Regions from separate parts of the Homo sapiens genome. Here region 1 is linked to region 2. A link is a loop called in an ENCODE intact Hi-C map of the cell type or tissue named here. Cell type or tissue: heart right ventricle. All regions are shown on one strand. Links, peaks and the distances in the headings refer to the core of each region. The heading gives the core; the rest is flanking DNA.

Region 1 (9,981 bases), core at 1,147-9,146, 44 kb before region 2:
AATGGCCTTGGGGTGCAGAGCAGGGGCCCAGGGAACTGACAGTCTGGTCAGATGGAACCAGAGGTGCATATGACAGATAAAGAAGAGGCAGCGAGAGTTGGCATCCTGGCCTGGGAGTCCTGCAGGAGGCCAGGCTCAATACCAACTACTGGTGACCCTGACAGCTTCCTCCTTTCTCTGAGGAAGGTTTCCCCGTCTATAAAATGGGGGCTTGCACCAGTCACGGTGGCTCATGCTTGTGATCCTAACACTTTGGGAGGCTGAGGTGGGAGGATAGCTTTAGACCAGGAGTTTGAGACCAGCCTGGGCAAAATAGTGAGACCCCATGTCTATAAATGATTTAGGCCAGGCAGGGTGGCTCATGCCTGTAATCCCAGCACTCTGGGAGGCCGAGGCCGGCGGATCACCTGAGGTCAGGAGTTTGAGACCAGCCTGGCTAACATGGTGAAACCCCGTCTCTACTAAATATACAAAAATTAGTATATTTAGTATTGTTATTAATATTATTAATATTAGTATATTAGTAAAAATTAGCCAGGCGTGGTGGTGCATGCCTGTAATCTCAGTTACTCAGGAAGCTGAGGCAGGAGAATAGCTTGAACCCGAGAGGCAGAGGTTATAGTGAGCTGAGATCGCACCACTGCACTCCAGCCTGGGCAACAGAGTAAGACTCTGTCAAAAAAAAAAATTAAAATTAAAATAAAAAATTAGCTGGGCATGGCGGTGTGCGCCTGTAGTCCCAGGTACTCGGAAGGCTGAGGCAGGAGGATCGTTTGAGCCCAGGAACTGGAGGCTGCAGTGAGCTATGATCATGCCACATAGTGAGGGCAGCATAACGAGGTCCCATCTTTTTTTAAAAAAAGGAGGGAAGGAGGTTGGACCAGATTGTCTCTAGGGCTCCAACAACCTGAGACTAAAATGCGAACTTATGGAGGTCAGGCAGCCCCTCCCTCATCCCACCATCTTCTCTAGCTCTCCCCAGATTCACCCCTTAACCCACTCCAGCTGCCGTCCCCTCCGATCGACAGATAACTAACTGGCTTCTTCTCATTCAGGTCTTAATCAGCTCAAGGGGACCCTCCTCAGAGAGCCCCACCTCATGGCTCTGTGTAGAGTAGCAACAACCCCAACCCTTTCCTCTGTCTGATTTTCTTCATAGCCCTTACCAAATGATTCATTTTGTATGTCTCCATGAAGAAAACTAGACTCTTCCTGGGTACAGGGCTTGTGTCCCCCCAGCACCCAGCACAGTGCCTGCGACTCAATAAAAGTGTATTGAATGAATGAGTGAGTGACTGAGTGAGTATATCAGAGGTGGCACAGATCCCAGACTCTCCCCTCAAGGGACACACATAGAGAGCTGAACTCTTCTTGCTGTCCCTCCCTTCCCCTCCCCTCCCCTTCCCTCCCTCCCTCTTCCCTTCTGCTACCTGGTGGTCCCTCCCTGCACTTCCTTTGACTCCTTCCCTCTCCCCAGGTGAGGGTCCTCAGTGGGTCCCTACCTGCCAGAGGAAAGGGAGAGGGTATGGTTAGGGGCTTTGTAACTTGGAGGCAGGATTTCAGTTTAGGGTTTGGAGCCTTCCCTGGCCCCTCTGAAAGCTGGTCCTGTGACCCTAACTGGTGTGTTGCCCAAGGTGCAGCAAGTTGACACACCAACACCGAGGGGGCAGCAGAGAAAGAGTTTCATCATCGTGGGGCAGCATTTGGGGCTAGAGGTTTTATGGGGTTTGGGGTGGGGTGGCCAACGTGTGGGAATTGTTAATTGGTTGAAGAGTGCATGAAGAAATAAAGAAACTGCATTCTCATGTTAAATCAGTTCCTCGGCTGGGCGCGGTGGCCCGCGCCTGTAATCCCAGCACTTTGGGAGGTCGAGGTGGGTGGATCACAAGGTCAGGAGTTCGAGACCAGCCTGCCCAATATGGTGAAACCCTGTCTCTACTAAAAACACAAGAAAATTAGCTGGGCGTGGTGGTACATGCCTGTAATCCCAGCTACTTGGGAGGCTGAGGCAGGAGAATTGCTTGAATCCGGGAGGCAGAGGTTGCAGTGAGCCGAGATCGTGCCACTACACTCCAGCCTGGGTGACAGAGCGAGACTCCGTCTCAAAAAAAAAAAAAAAAAAAAAAAAATCATTTCCTGTCTGAGGGTCTTCGAATTGGCCCTTCTGCTGGAATTCAGGATCCGAAAACCATCTTAATCCTTCTTTTTTTTTTTTCTTTTTTGAGACAGGGTCTCACTCTGTTGTTCAGGCTGGAGTGCAGTGGTGTGATCATAGCTCACTGCTGCCTCAACTTCCTGGGCTCAAGTGATCCTCCTGCCTCTGCTTCCTGAGTAGCTGGGACTGCAGGCATGCACCACCACATCTGGCTAATTTTTTAAAATTTATTATTAATAATAAATTAAATTTTATAATACCTTTTTTTATTATAAAAAAGACAAGGTCTTGCCATGTTGCCCAGGCTGATCTCCAACTCCTGGGCTCAGGTAATCCTCCTGTCTTGGCCTTCCAAAGTGCTGGGACTACAGGCATGAGCCACCATGTCCAGACTTTAAAAAAAATTTTAGTAGAGATGGGGTCTTGCTATGTTGTCCAGTCTGGTCTCGAACTCCTGGACTCAAGTGATCCCACCACCTCACCCTCCCAAAGTGTTGGGATTATAGGCATGAGCCACTGCACCTGGCCTTAAACAATTCTTAAATAAAAGCTGGCCAGGCGTGGTGGCTCATGCCTATAATCCCAGCACTTTGGGAGGCCAAGGCGGGAGCATCATTTGAGGTCAGGAGCTCAAGACTAGCCTGGCCAACATGGTGAAACCCCATCTCTGCTAAAAATATAAAAATTAGCTGGGTGTGGTGGCGCACTCCTGTAGTCCCAGCTACTTGGGATGGTGAGGCAGGAGAATTGCTTGAACCCGAGAGGTGGAGGTTGCAGGGAGCTGAGATCACACCAATGTACTCCAGCCTGGGTGACATATCGAGATTCCCTCTCAAAAAAAAAAAAAAAAAAGGAATGGGCCGAAGTGCAGCCTGATTAATGCTTAATTACTCCTATACTTCTGCCCAGAACCCGGCATGTAATTCTTGTTAACCCTGAGAAGACGGTTTCAGTCCTCATGTGAAACCCAGGGAAGGCAGGGCGACTTGCTGGGTGCTCTGTGTATATGATTTTGTTAAAGTGTCAAACCTACCAAGTTTATGTTTTATCAGCCCCATCTCACAGATGAGGAAACTGAGTCTTAGAGAGTGTGTGTAATTTGTCCAATGTTGTAGTTAGTAGGTGGTAGATTCAGGGTTCAGTGTCTAGCTTGTCTGATTCCAAACCTGTGTTGTTTTACTGCTCTGATACTACAATGAAGTTCCAAGGGAAGGGTGTTTCCAGTTCGGTGTATCTCAGGTACTCAGGGCATTTAAAGATGCTCTCCCTTCCCTCCCCTCCCCTCGCCTCCTTTCTCTTCTCCTCTTTTTCTCAGCCTGTGGGACAGGATGAGCCAGGGACAGGTGAGCTGGAAGCCGGAGAGAGATGGAATCAAGTTCACCCTCTAGGTGGCTTGTCCTGGCTATGGTGGGGGAGATTAGCTCTAGGGCATTAAGGGTGGAGGCTGACCCAGGATAGAGGCTGTGGTAACCTGAGCTATGGGGTGGCCCAGGGCTGGGATGCCAAGTTTGGGTGTTGGGTGAGATGAGGATGGCTTGGCCCAGGCTCTGGGGCCGCACAACCTGGCCTCCTGAGGTCAGCCCCATTCCCCCTTGCCCTGAAATGGGACCAGTGCCAGCTGAGGGGACTGGGACGCTACTGCTGGGCTGTACCCTGCATGCTGGGGGACACAGTCTCCCAGGGAAGCTCTCAGGTTCAGGCCCAATGGCAGCCTGAGTAGGGCCCTCCAAGAACCTAGCCCACATGCCAGCCCCACCCCGGGGCTGCCCCTGCACCCTGGGAAACAGTGGGGATTGTCGGTCACTTTTTACTGCACTTTCTGTGGTTCTGAGTAGGCTCTGGAGCCAGCCTGCCTGAGTTCAGATCCTGCCATGGACTGGTTCTGTGACCTTGGGAGGTTCCTTAACGTCTTTGTGCCTCAGTTTCTCCATTTGTAAAATGGATTTTAAACTAGTAACTATTTCATGGGATTATTGTGGGGATTAAGGGGGTGGATGTGTTTAAAGCCCCTGGAATAGTGCTAGCACAGAGCAGCATTCTCTGAAAGTCAGCTATCATTTTTATTACTAGGGTGATTATTATGGCATCCCACTGGACTGCACACTACTTGGGGCCATGAGTGAGTGAATCAATGAATGAACAGCTTGTGTTCCGGAAGCTCCTTGGCAACACATGCAGGCGGGGAACGGGTCCAGGGAAAATGGAGCTCTCTCCAGTGGAAGGCAGGTGGGGTGAGGAGTGGCTGAGGGTTGGGCAGGTGTCCAACTTGTGTGTGAGCACATACGGGAAGGCCGAGGCTTTCAGGAAAGTCTTTGTGGGCATGTGCACAGGCACGTGGGCCCCTGCACATACACGTGAGCAACCAGCTGTGTTGGCTTCTTTCATGAGTCGTGGGGATGACGTCCTGTCCCAGGCAACAGGGAAGGAAGGGTGGCCAGGAAACAGATGTAGTATGGGTTGGAAGAGTAAGATTCAGGGCTAGGCCAGGGTAGGCCAGGGTCCTGGTCAAGCTCCCTCTCCATCCCTCGCCCTGCCCTCTTTCATGGACTCTTTACCTCTTACCCTGGCCTGAGCTCTCTATAAAACCTCATTTGTGTTTCTCACTTGACGCTTATGGCAGCCTGTACTGTGGGCACCATCGTCAAATCCATTTGAGTCACTAGGGAGCTGAGGATTAGAGAGGAAAACTGATGGGGCTAAGGTCCCATAACTTGTGAGTGGCAAGACTGGGTGTGGAGGTCAACCCAGTGTCTCTTCCCTGGCCACCCCCAGCTGGGCCCCCTCCCTGTCCTTCCCCGGGCTGCAGGCCTCCACCATCCCGCCTCCTGTCTCGGCTCCAGGTTTGTGAATCCTGAAGATCCCCAACACTCCTCTCTGGGCCGCTGAGCCCCTCCACTTGTTCACTACCCGCTCTATCCTGTTCTGGCTCCTGCCCAGGCCCCAGGGCTGCTTGCAGGAAGACCTGGGGAGCTGGGCAGACCAGCCCAGCACAAACAGCTCTGTCTCCAGAAGCAGCTGTGGGCCCCACCCAAGAGAGACCAGACAGCCCTGGCTTGGGCCTGGGCAGTGGGCAGGCTGCCTTCCCAGCCCTGGACTCATGTCCATCTGTGGGCAGCCAGTGGGCATCTTGGGGAAGGGGTCTGGGGACTGCCCTCCTCCCCACGTGCTCCAGCAGCATCTGGTTGCTATTAGGGGCAGAGAAGTGAGAGGGGGCCGGCAAGGGTCCAGTAGGCGCCAGCAGCCAAGAATGACTTAATTGGATACAATGTCTAATGACAAAGCAGGGCCCCACAGCGGAGTTCTGGCCTCAGCCCCAGGCCTGGGCCTGGCCAAGCCTGGTCTCAACCTCTGTCCTTGCTGGCTCCCAGGAGCTACCCTATGCACTGCGTCCTCAATTCTGCAGTGATGGAGCACCTGCTGTTTGCTGGACATGCCAAATTTGAAGAAGGTGGAGAGAATCCTGGGGGAACTCAAATCTACCAGGGAGATAGGCACATAGTCGCACACGTAGGTGCTCTAGGAGAGGGAGAGCCACATCCAGGAGCTCTGGGGAGTGGGCTGGGGGAAGGCAGAGGTTGAGACAGGTATCTGACACAGGGTGGGCCTGAAATGGAAGAGGGTCATAGGTGGGGAATGTCAGATCCACCTATCTGATGGTCTGTTCTCATATATACATCCATAGTAGGTGTGACCATTAGAATGACAATAAAAGCCACAGCTTTGGGGGGCATAAATCTTTTTGAAGTGGAAAAGGATGGTTTTTGTGTTGTTTATTTATTTATTTGGAGAAGGAGTTTCGCTTTTTTGTCCAGGCTGGAGTACAGTGGCGCAATCTCGGCTCACTGCAACCTCTGCCTCCCAGGTTCAAGCAATTCTCCTGCCTCAGCCTCCCGAGTAGCTGGGATTATGGGTGCCCGCCACCATGCCCGGCTAATTTTTGTATTTTTAGTAGAGACGGGGTTTCGTCATGTTGGCCAGGCTGGTCTCGAATTCCTGACCTCAGGTGATCCACCCACCTCAGCCTCCCAAAGTGCTAGGATTATAGGTGTGAGCCACCACGCCCGGCCTTTTGTTAGAACTAATTTAACAGACCTGGTGCAGTGGCTCACGCTTATAATCCCACCACTTTGGGAGGCCAAGGTGGAAGGACCGCTAGAGCCCAGGAGTTCAAGGCCAGTGTAGGCAACATGGTGAAACCCAGCCTCTACGAAAAATACAAAATAAAATAATAATAACTAGCCGGGTGTGGTGGCATGCAACTGTAGTACCAGCTACTCAGAAGGCTGAGGTGGGAGGATTGCTTGAGCCTGAGAGGTCAAGCGTACAGTGAGCTGTGATTGTGCCACTGCACTCCAGCCTGCATGCTAGAGTGAGACCCTGTCTCAAAAAAAGCATGCATTTAACAACCTAGAGGGAACTGGAGAGGAGATCATGGAACCTAAAGCCATTTCGCAACCTCCAGAAATGGAGGTTCGCATGGCCGCGAAATGGCCTGTGTGTAGTCACTTTCCAATCCTGTGCCCATGGCAGACATTGCTTATTGATCTTCACAGTCCTTCCTGCTAAATACAAGAGGAGCCTTTGCATTCTCAGTTGGAGTGCCTCTGGCTGTCACGAATGGATTGCAGATGGCATGTGATATGAAACCTATTTGCCATCCTAGACAGTATCTAGGTAGTGATAGGAGTAAAACAGTAAAAAATTACCCCTCCCTCAATGGGGCAAGGGGGGGTTAATTTTATTCCCCAGGGGATATTTGGCAATGTTTGGAGACGTTTTTCATTGTCACAGCTTGGGATGGGGAGGAGCGTGGTGCTACTGGCATTTAGTGAGCAGGGGCCAAGGCTGCGGCTGCTAAACATCTTACAGAGCACTGGACAGTTCCCGCATAACAATGAATTATCCAGTCCAACCAACAATCCAATTTAAAAACAGGAAAAAGACTTAAATAGACATTTCTCCAAAGAAGATATACAAATGGCCCACAAGCATATGAAAAGATGTTCGGCATCACTAATCATCAGGGAAATGCCAATTTATAAAAACGATGAGATATAACCTCATACCTGTTAGGATGGCTACTATAAAAAAAACAGAAAATAACAAGTATTGGCAAGAATGTGGAGAGATTGGAACCCATGTGCACGGTTGGTGGGAATGTAAAATGGTCCAGTCATTTTACATGGAAAACATTTTATATGGAAAACAGTATGACAATTCCTCAAAAAATTAGAAATAGAATTACCATACAATCCAGCAATTCCGCTTCTGGGTATATACCCAAAAGAATTGAAGGCCAGGTCTCAAAGAGATATTTGTACACCCATGTTTGTAGCAGCATTGTTCACAATAGCTAAAACGTGGAAGCAAAACAGACATCCATTGATAGTTGAGTGGGTTAGCAAAATGTGGTATATCCACACAATGGAATATTATTCAGCCTTCAAAAGGAAGTCAATTCTGCCATATGCTACGACATGAATGAACCTTGAATTTATTATGCTAAGTGAAATAAGCCAATCACAAAAAGACAAATATAGTATGATGCCATTTATATGAGATACTTAGAGTAGTCAAAATCATAGATACAGGCTGCGCGCTGTGGCTCATATCTGTAATCCCAGCACCTTGGGAGCCAAGGCAGGAAAATTGCTTGAGACCAGGAATTCAAGACCAACCACCCTGAACAAAATAGTGAGACCCTGTCTCTATAAAAAGTAAAAAGATTAGCTGGGCATGGTGGCGCATGCCTATAGTCCCAGCTACTTAGGAAGCTGAGGTGGGAGGATCGCATGAGCCCAGCAGTTGGAGGCTGCAGTGAGCTATGATCGCACCACTACTCCCCAGCCTGGGTGACAGAGCAAGGCCCCATCTCTTAAATAAAATAAAATAACAGGGGTGAATAGGGAGTTATTATTTAACGGGTACAGAATTTTAGTTTTACAAGGTGAAAAGAGTTATGCAGATAGATGGTGGTGATGGTCATACAACATTAGGAATGTATTTAATGTTACTGAATTGTACACTTGGAAATGGTTAGATGGCAAATTTTGTTATGTGTATTTTGCCACAATAAAAAAATTGGAAAAGGAATTATCCAGTCCAAATGTCAATAGTACCGAGGTTGAGAAGCCCTGAACGAAAAGAACTCTGGCTTCTAGTCCCCTGACCCCACTGGGAAATAGGATTATGTGCCATTTCTGCCAGAGAAATAAGAAACTGGTTTGGAAGGCTCAACGGCAATGGTTCTCACCCTTGCCTGCAGAGTTAAGTCCAAGACTCCTCAAAATCTCCCCTGAGGCTCTTTTAAGAAATCGAGGCTAGGCGCGGTGGCTCACGCCTGTAATCCCAGCACTTTGGGAGGCCGAGACGGGTGGATCACGAGGTCAGGAGATTGAGACCATCCTGGCTAACACGGTGAAACCTCGTCTCTATTAAAAATACAAAAAATTAGCTGGGCGCGGTAGCGGGCGCCTGTAGTCCCAGCTACTCGGGAGGCTGAGGCAGGAGAATGGCGTGAACCCTGGAGGCGGAGCTTGCAGGGAGCGGAGCTCGGGCCACTGCACTCCAGCCTGGGTGACAGAGCGAGACTCCATTTCAAAAAAAGAAAAAGAAAAAGAAATTGAATGCCCAGGCTACACCATAGACCAGTTACAAGAGATCTCTAGGGTGGGACCCAGACATCAGGAACTTTTGAAGCTGTCCAGGTGACTCCAGTGTATAGCTGAGGTTGAGAATAATCACCCTTTGGAGGCAGATCAGCTTGGGTTTGAAACTTACCTGCATGCCTAACCCACTGCGTGACTTTTAACCTCTGAGCCTCTGATTCTTGTTTGCAAAATGGAGAACATCCTAACTACTGCGGAGAGCTGGCATGAGGATTAAAAGGATATGTGCGAAGTGCTTGGCCTGGAGCTGGGCACGTGACTCTCAGTACACATTGGGTGTCTCCTGTCCTGGTAGTCAGTCAAGTGTCTGCAAATTCTACAGTGGCATGGTGTTGGGGCCCTTGCAGAATAACTGGGCTGGATTCCCCTCCTGATCTTCATTCCGGACTGCTGGCACTCAGGTTTCTGTCCCCTTCTCCCAGGTCACGATGAGGGCCCAGGCTCTGGATGGGCTGCCAAAGGGACCGTGCGGGGCTGGAACCGGAGAGCCCGAGAGAGCCCTGGGCATGTGTCAGAGCCGGACAGGACCCAGCTGAGCCAGGACCTGGGTGGGGGCACCCTGGCCATGGACACGCTGCCAGATAACAGGACCAGGGTGGTGGTGAGTGCTGGAGGAACATGGAGGGGGAGCGAAGTGGGGGTGGGGGAGGTCTCACCAGCTGCCCCAGGTGTGCTTGTCCTACATGCAAATCACATATCATTTGGGGTTGGCCCCGGAGGACAGGGTGGAGAGAAGAATCCCCGGGGAGGGGATGGAAGCAGGGCCCAGACTGGGTCATAAAATCACAGCATCTCAGCGTTTCATAGGCTGCCTACTCCCTCCTGGACCCAGAGACATCAAATGGATTGTATCAGGATGCACAGCCTGACCACAGCATTCCTGAAACTGGACTCTCCCATGACTTAGGGAAGAAAAAGCTGACAGTGGCCTTATGAGTCACATCTCAGCTGCCAGATGGGGCCCTTCCCCACCCCATTTCTGCCCCATCTACAGACTGGGGCGCAAGAGGATTAATGGCTGCTTAGCCTAAGGGCTGGGCACTCAGCAGGGGGCTGAGTAGAGAAAGCAATTAGGGTGCAGCTCCTGGAGACAACCTCCTTGGCCTGGGGCAGTTCTGGGGTGCTGGCACAGGGAGGAGAGGCCTGGAGGGAGTGCTC
Region 2 (8,802 bases), core at 1-8,000:
TCACCATGTTGTCCAGGCTGGTCTCAAACTCCTGACCTCAGGTGATCTGCCTGCCTCGGTCTCCCAAAGTGCTGGGATTACAGGAGTCAGCCACCGCGCCCAGCCATGAATTACTATTCATTATTATTATTATTATTAGAGACAGGGTCTCAGGCTGGAGCGCAGTGTCCCCATCATAGTTCATTGCGGCCTCAAACACTTGGGCTCAAGCCATCCTCCCACCTCAGCCTCCCAAGAAGCTGGGGCCACAGGCACATGCCACCATGCCCAACTAATTTTTAAATTTTTTTTTGGAGAGATGGACAGGGTTTTCCCATGTTGCCTGGGGTGGTCTCAAACTCCTGGGCTCAACTTAACCTCCCCTGCAAGCCTCCCAGTGCCCAATGTGCTGGGATTACTGGCCTGGGTCACTGAGCCCAGCTTATTTAGTAATGCATGTCTTTTTTTTTTTTTTGAGACGGAGTCTCGCTGTGTCGCCCAGGCTGGAGTGCAGTGATGAGATCTCAGCTCACTGCAAGCTCCACCTCCCGGGTTCACGCCATTCTCCTGCCTCAGCCTCCTGAGTAGCTGGGACTAGAGGCACCTGCCACCACGCCTGGCTAATTTTTGTATTTTTAGTAGAGATGGGGTTTCACCATGTTAGCCAGGATGGTCTCAATCTCCTGACCTTGTGATCCACCCTCCTTGGCCTCCCAAAGTACTAATGCATTTCTTTATCTTCATTTATAAAGTTATATTTTTTCATGAATAAGTGTATCTGGTCTAAAATGCAAAAGATATAAAAGGATGTACAGAGATTAGGTTTTTCACCTGCCCCTGAACCCTGTCTCTCAGTTCGCCATCTCTCAGCTCTCCTCCCTGGAGGCAAAGGGAGGGGAAACCAGTGTTCTGGGTTATCTCCAGAGCTGCAAGCCTTCAGGTGAGTGAGTGTGTGTGTGTGTGTGTGTGTGTGTGTGTGTGTGTATTTGATAGCATACGATGTCAGTGTTTCTGCACTTGAACAGAGTACATCCTGCCCACTGTTCTGTCTCAGCACACAGTGAGCTGCCTCATTCTTCTCTTTAATGGCTGCCTGATAGTCCATTCCATGGATGGACCTTAATTTAACCTGTCCCCTGGGGGTAGACTTTTCAGTTGTTTTAAATCTTGGGCTATAACAAATAATACAGTAGGTACTTTCATGCCCCCGTGTGAGTATTTCCGTACGCTATATTCTCAGTGGTCCAATCATTGGGTCAAAGGGCAGGGGCATTTACAATTTTGATAGCTGTGGCCAAAGTGGGTTCCACGGAGACTCTGGCACTTTACCCTCCTCATAGGTGGGCATGCCTGTCACCTACTCTTTCGCTTGCCGTGTGTCCCAAGGCAAGGTCTGGGCTGTAGCTGTCACCATCTAATGAGTTGCCTCGAGCTACCTCAAGGGCTGTGGTGAGGATTAGCTGAGATATCCATGCACAGAGCACCAGGCACTGTGCCTGGCTTGGGCGGGGTGCCCAGTAAAGGCTGGTTAGCACCCACCAAGCATCTCGCCCCAGTCCACACCTTCATCTGGGCAGATCTGTGGGTGGGGTGGGTGGCACTCAAGGGTCAAGGGGCTGGTGAATGGGGCCTGGTTAATTCCCAACAGGCCAGGAGTTCTTTCCCCTCTTCAGAAATTCACCAGCTTCTTCTTCCTCCACCTTCCTACAACCTCCCTTTCTATTCTTTCTTCCCAATATCTGCCTGCCTGCAGCATTCCCAGCTGGTAAGCAGGCATAGACTTGCTCCCCGAAGCATACCACCTCTCGGTAGGGCCAGCCGCTAGACACCCTTCCCACGCAACACTGCATGATATCGAGGGAGATGGCAGAGGGCAGGGCATCGGAGTGGAGGGGCATCTGATTTGCATATGCTACTAGAAAGGAGTTTTGTGGTCAAGTTTTTGCTGCTTCTACTTGGGACTAATTCAGCTCTCAGCATAACTAGGGTGGTCCCGGCTTATGGTTCTGGGAGCAAATGGCTCTGGTGGCTTGAGGGCAAAGCGCCCACTGCTAAGCGGCAAATAAGGAATCCCTCCTCCCTGGTCAGCATTTGGGTGGGTTATAGTCTTGATCCATGGGCCCGTTGGCTGGTGGCTGTACCCCAGGCCTAGCCTGCCACAGAAGTGTGGGGCTCGCACCTCACCCTCCCTTCCCTTCTTCTCCGTCTCCCTTTTTAGGGCCCCGTGCCCTCTGTCTCCTTTCTTCCACAAAACTGTCCTGGATGCTGTGGCTCATTGCCACCCATACCACATGGCTCCTCATGAGGCCTTTGTGCCCCAGTGGCCTAGACTTGGATATAAAGCCGGGCAGGGTGTCTGTCAGACAGCAGGCACCTACTCGATACGTGATACGTGTGAATGTCCCTCCCTCCTTCCCTTTCTCAAACACGGCCTTGAACTCTTCTGCGCGTTTCTGATATTTCAGTGCCTCTGTTATGTTGCTGCTACACGAGGAACTGTTTTTAAGCTAGTAGAGCTGTTTTCCTGTCTTTGCCATATGTGTATGGAGCAGTCTTTGAAACTGCACACAAGCGGCGACAGCAGAAAACTCTTCCTTCAGCTCCAATGTGTGGCTTCCCTTGCTCCATGCCATGGGGCCCTGTGGATATCACCTTATCCTTTAAGGCCCATTTCCAACCCTAGATATTAGATCCTGGGCTGAGAGTCAGTGCACCCCACTACAGTTGTATCAGTTGTCAAAATATTGAAATACTTGCATTCTTGTTGGCAAATTGCTGCTGATTTGAGCCCCCTCGTACCTCCCACGACCCCTCCTGCCCTCCCCTTAGCCCCCTGCGCTCCCAGTCCTCTATCAAGTATTACAGCCTGGGCTCCAGGACCTGGCTCCATGGCTGCAGGCAGCATCTGCTCTGACTGGTTGGTAAACGCCTGTGTTGAGCCAGTTGTTAAATCATCTCCGTATCACCTGGTTGCATTAGTTAGCTACAGCTGTATAACAAATTGCTCCAGAATTTAGTGGCTTAAAACTGCAACATATTATCTCAGAGTTTTTATGGATCAGGAAGCAAAGCACAATTCAGCCAGGACCTCTCATTCAAGGTCTTTCACAGGCTGCGACTGAAGTGTTAGCCAGCGGCCAGGCACGGTGGCTCACGCCCATAATCTCAGTTCTTTGGGAGGCCAAGGCAGGGGATCTCCTGAGGTCAGGAGTTTGAGACCAGCCTGGCCAATATGTCGAAACCCCATCCTTACTAAAAATACAAAAGTTAGCTGGGTGTGGTGATGGGTACCTATAATCCCAGCTACTTGGGAGGCTGAGGCAGGAGAATCGCTTGAACCCGAGGGGCGGAGCTTGCAGTGAGCTGAGATCGCACCACCTCACTCCTCACACCACTCACTCACGATTTCACTGGGTGAAAGAGTGAAACTCTGTCTCAAAAAAAAGAAAAAAAGTGTTAGCCAGGGTCACAGTTACCCCCGTGATGGGGTGGCAGGTGGGGAGGGTTGGGACCGGCTTCAGAGCTTTCATGTGGTTTGGCAGGATTCAGGATTCAGAATTCAGGATTCAGTTCCCCAAGGAGGCCTTCTTTGGCTCCTTGCCTGGTAAACTTCCCCATGATATGGCAGCTGGCTTCCATCAGAGCAGGCAAGCGAGACAAAAGCAGAGGGCGAGGAAGACGCAAACCAGGGTCTTTTTATAGCTTAATTTTAGATGTAACATCCTATCTTTTTTGCCACATTCCGCTGGCTAGAACCAAGTCACAGATCCAGTCTACGCTCAGGGACTGGATTGCACCTGGGTGTGGATACCAGGCAGCCACCGTAGAGGCTCTCTGGGGGCCATGCTAGCGTCTGCCTACCACACTGATTATAATCCTCTTTCCCATGCACTAAGCTGGACAGTGTCTTGGATCTTCCCCAAACATTGTGAGTTTGTACATTTGTCCCTTTCTAAATGAGGACACAAATGTTCAGAGAGGTAGAGTGACTTATCCTTGGTCACACAGCTATGAAAGGAAGAATTCAAGTCCAGATCTTCTCCATTTAAATCCTGGAGTCCACCACTGAGCCTTTCTTAGACTGACCCACTCCCATTCCACCCAGGGGAATCTTTTCCTCCTCAGCTCCCCCAAACACCCACAGAGTGGGGTGTGCAAACTCCCCAGGCTGCTTCTTGGGACTGTTCTTGGTGTCTGTGCCTTATTTCCTTCCCTATCCTGCATCCCATGTACATTACTGAGCCCACTGTCGGGGCAGGGATGTGTCTGTTTCATCTGCACCTCCCTCAAGGGCTTCTTCCAGGCAGAGTCTCAGGAAACGTGTGCCTGATCAAGCTGTGGAATGAGGGTGAATTAGAGGGGGTCAGATCCCCGGTAGCATCTGCCTCTGAGGCTCCTCTGTGATTCTGGAATGAGAAGCCCCTTTAGAGCAAACCAGAGAGATGAGGGGTGAAGGGGGCGGGGAAGCACAACCCACCTGAAAGAGCAGGGAGGCTATGTCTGCTCTGCAGGATCAGGAGGAAATCTCGGTGGTGGGAGCGGTTGGAGTCTGACTCCAGGTGCTGTGTGCTGAGGTGTTGGGTCTACCTGCCAGGTGAAAGCCAGCACCTGACCCCCAGACACTGCCAGCAGCTCCCAGCCTCGTCCTCCTTCCCTCTGTCTCCTGTTCCTCCTTGTCACCATCAGATCCGATCACATCACTCTCTGACTCCTTGCTGCCCACAGGTCAGGTCAAAATCCTCAGTGTGGCATTCAAGGCCGGGCACAGCTGGGTGCAGTCAACCACGCAGGCGCATTTCCAAACCCTCCCTCCGCTCACCGCCCTCTGCCTGGGGAGCTCTGGTCTGTGTCCCCTGGGTTCCCTGAACATGCTAAGGGCTGTCCACATCGGTATGACACAGTCCCCTTGTATAAAACGCCTCTTACTCCAATCTTTTTTACTGCTTGGCACCATTCTCCCTCTCCAGCGGCCCAGGTCAGATGCTGTGCAAGTAACCACTCCGCCATGCAGTGGAATTCACGGCTTCCTCTTCTTCCCCCCGGCACTTCGCTGATACTTTTTTCTTCTTCTTCTTTTCTTTCTAGTGGTGGCGAGAACAAATGCTGATACTCTTAACATAGAACTTATTGTCCTCCCCAGCTAGGTGTGAATTCCTTGGGGGCTCTCTATGGCCCCCAGCAGTGAGCCCAGTGGGCAGGCACTAACATTTTTAGAAAATGAGTAACTACAAGAAAGTGGACCTAGTTGCTGGGGTTAGGGCACCGCTGAAGGGAATGGACATAGCATAGACCTTGTCCTCTGCTCTATTGTGACTCTAGGTGAGAACAGGGGTCTGACACCACTTGAGTTTGGGAGTTGAGTGTTTTGGAAATTGCATCCCTTTTTGTCAGAGGTTTTTAGCTTACGGGAACAAGCATAAAATTCAGGAAGTCTGGGAATCTTAAAATTGTATACGGATTTTTTTTTTTTTTTTTTTTTTTTTTGAGATGGAGTTTCACTCTTGTTGCCCAGGCTGGAGTGCAATGGCGCAATCTCGGCTCACTGCAACCTCCACCTCCTGGGTTCAAGCAATTCTCCTGCCTCAGCCTCCGGAGTAGCTGTGATTATAGGTGCCCGCCACCACGCCTGACTAATTTTTGTATTTTTTAGCAGAGACGGGGTTTCACCATGTTGGCCAGGCTGGTCCTGAACTCTGACCTCAGGTGATCCGCCCACCTTGGCCTCCCAAAGTGCCGGGATTACAGGCGTGAGCCGTTGCACCTGGCCTTTTTTTTTTTTTTTTTTTTATAGACAGGGTCTTGCTCTGTCGCTCAGGCCGAAGTGCAGTAGCACAATCATAGCTCACTGCAACCTCAACTTTCTGGGCTTAAGCGATCCTCCTGCCTCAGCCTCCTGAGTAGCTGAGACTATAGATGTGTACCACCATGCCCAGCTTATTTATTTATTTATTTATTTATTTATTTATTTATTTATTATTTGTAAAGACAAATAATAAAATAGGGTGGTATTGAATTCTTACGCTCAAGCCATGCTCTGGCTTTGGCCTCCCAAAGCACTGGATTACAGATGTGAGCCACCGTGTAAGGCCTGTATGTGGAGTATTGAAATGCAAGTGGAACATGTTCACATCCATGCGTTTTTCTGGGACAGTATCCATGGCCCTCATTGGGGTTTAAAATGGGCCACAGCCTCTGCTCCTGGGGAGAAATGGCTTTTATGTGGCTAAGGGGTCAGATGACTTTGGGTCTCACATTCAATCCGGCAAGCAGGGAATTTGTTTGGATTAGGTTGAGCTGCAGGTAATAGTAAACCCCAAATGATCATGGCTTAAAGGAAACAGAAGTTCAGGAAGAGCCATCTGGTCTGCAGACCCTATGATCACCATGGATAATCCTATTGACCAAGCCCACCTGATCATACAGAATGGGTGGCGTCACTGTCCTTGTGCCCAGGTTTGACTGCTCCCTGCCTGGGGCAGTGTGAGGAGGGGAGTTTGATTCCTCACTATTTAGGAATCCCCAGCCACTGAACCCTGTCTGGGGAAAACTCTCCTCCCCCAGGTTCTAAACACTTTCCTCCCCACCCCTGCTAGGCAAGGGGATGGGAGGTGCAATGGGGAGGACTCCTCACAGCCTCACTCCTGGGGGAGAGGGTAGAAGAGGCTGAAAACCACAAGAGTTCTTACCAGTACTTCCTCGTATAAACTCTTCCGCAGGCTTTTCAGCAGAGTCTGCAAAGCATCTTTGGTGAAAAGAAAAGTCATGTGCAATTAGCAGCATCTGTTTGCAGAGGCACTCAAAACACACAGGACAGTGTATCCGCTATGTGGCTGGGGAGACCGCCGGAAGTCAATATTATTTCCTCTGTTCATTTGCTTAAGAAACTCTTTATTTCATGGTTAGTATAAAAGCAACTTTAGCATTGCCAACATCGAAACTGACAGGGATTCTGAATTAGTGGGATCAGTTAGTGAGGATTTTCTTACAAAGAGCTCCAGAATGTAGCCTGCCCCTTGGCTGGCCCCGAATGGCCTTGGACGGCCCCAACATGCTGGTCCTCCTCCTTTACCGGAACTTTCCTGTCCTTTCCGAGGCAGACTTGAGTCCAGATATATGTCAGGGCCTGAGCTGTGTGTACCTTCCTGCCAGGCTGCAGGTAAGGGAGGGGTGGGTCCCAGAGCAGGCTACAGAAGGGATCTAGGGGCAGCCACGTGAGGAAGTGGGTGCAGGGAGAAGCTGAGGATCTGGCCAATTTTGCCTTTTCTGATAAAGGATCCTTTAAAGTGCCCTTCGTTGGAAGTTTTTAATCCATCTGGGGGCCCATCCTTCCCTCTTTTCCCTTCTCACTTCTGTTTTTCCCACTACTCTGCTCCCTGAGTCATTTCTGGCCTCTTCTTTCTCTGCCTTTTTCTGCTTTGCTTCAATGCTGAGGGACCCCCCTACTTCTCCCCCGTGGGGCAGGGTCCCCTGCTGGGGCTCCACTCGTGATTATTGAATGAATAATCACATGAGCCAAGGAACAAAAGAATGCATGAAGACTTTTTCCCAACCCAACCTCTTAGATTTTTTTATACGGTAACCACCCATTCCAGGTGGGAGTTTGTGGATCGACCTGTCATCTCCTAACTTCTTCTGGCCAAGCCAGCACTCTCCCATGGGCATCTGGCATTGAAACACAAAGGGACATGCAAACCTCTCACTTGAACCATTAACATTACTTGTTTGGGGCCAGGCATGGTGGCTACGCCTGTAATCCCAGCACTTTGAGAGGCCGAGGCGGGTGGATCGTTTGAGGCCAGGAGTTTGAGACCAGCCTGGCCAAGATGGTGAAACCCCATCTGTACTAAAAATACAGAAATCAGCCAGGTGTGGTGGCAGGCACCTGTAATCCCAGCTCCTCGGGAGGCTGAGGCAGGAGAATTGCTTGAACCCGGGAGGTGGAGGCTGCAGTGAGCTGAGATTGTGCCACTGCACTCCAGCCTGGGCGACAGAGCAAGACCCTGTCTCAAAAACAAAAACAAAACAAAACAAAAACAACCCCCCCGCCAAAAAAAAAAGACAAAAAACAAAAACATTTCTTGTTTGGGCAGCAGTGTTTGCCAAGTCTGGACCTGAGTATTTCTGAATCTTTGATGCCTGGAAGCAGAGATAAAACAGAACACCTTAAACTGCCAGAAATGGTGCTCTGGGGAAGCCTGCGTCTTGGTTCCAGAAAGGATCTGTTGGTCATGGAGATGGAAGTCATTGTCTTGGGCAAGCTCCAGATGTTGGTGAAACAATCCAAAACAAATAACCCAGGCTTGGGGGGTTGGGGGGGGGGGGCGGGGCGTAAGGATTCTTTTATTAAAAAAATAAAAATATTACCAAACCCACACTCGAACAAGTACAAGCTGGCAGTTGAAGTGAGCAAATAGTTTCAATTAGAGATATAGTTCCACCCCCCACCCTCATCCCCCTTTCTGCCACCACTCAGCCTCCCCCACTCCGCTGGAAGGACTGTATTTTCAGAGGACAGCTGGCATCCCTGGCTGCACCCATGCTTGGGGCACATCCCCAACTCTGCCCCCCAGCCCGGATGGTGGGGAAACCCATCCCTAGAGCCTGGTGTGAAGTTTCTAGGAGACTTGGCTTCCCTGGCTGCCACTTGTGTCTCTATCCTCGAACTCAGTTCCCTTGAAAAGTCTGAGTCTCTATCTGTGCCCCACCCTGAGTCCCTTTGTCCCTCCCATTTCCCCTTCCTTCTGATGAGGGAAAGCTCTGCCCTGCAGCCTTGCAGGTGGAGAAATCCTGAAAGCCAGCTCTCCTCCCGCTTTGAGATCTAGC

The links. Hi-C counts contacts between places; a loop is a spot of excess contacts. Peaks named below come from ENCODE experiments on the same cell type or tissue, not always from the same donor. Only the 100,000 strongest peaks of a DNase experiment are listed, where the experiment ranks them.
Region 1: a loop joins it to region 2, with 2.3 times the contacts of the local background. A loop is called at or near these places in 32 of 110 quality-filtered maps.

The regions. Positions count from the first base shown.
Region 1 is chr17:39,139,097-39,149,077 of GRCh38, reverse strand. PLXDC1 (plexin domain containing 1) reads left to right here. Exons shown (of 14, transcript NM_020405.5): 2 at 9,246-9,424. Among named protein-coding and RNA genes, the nearest start is that of PLXDC1, 7.6 kb to the left of the region's middle. In heart right ventricle, for the core only: no CTCF peak of the experiment used is centred there; DNase peaks (open chromatin) are centred at 4,437 and 5,377; H3K27ac peaks cover 6,784 bases.
Region 2 is chr17:39,094,867-39,103,668 of GRCh38, reverse strand. The region is part of intron 7 of PLXDC1 (plexin domain containing 1); the gene reads left to right. Among named protein-coding and RNA genes, the nearest start is that of PLXDC1, 52 kb to the left of the region's middle. RefSeq lists an enhancer at 4,121-4,722. In heart right ventricle, for the core only: no CTCF peak of the experiment used is centred there; DNase peaks (open chromatin) are centred at 3,588, 4,739 and 6,808; H3K27ac peaks cover 4,933 bases.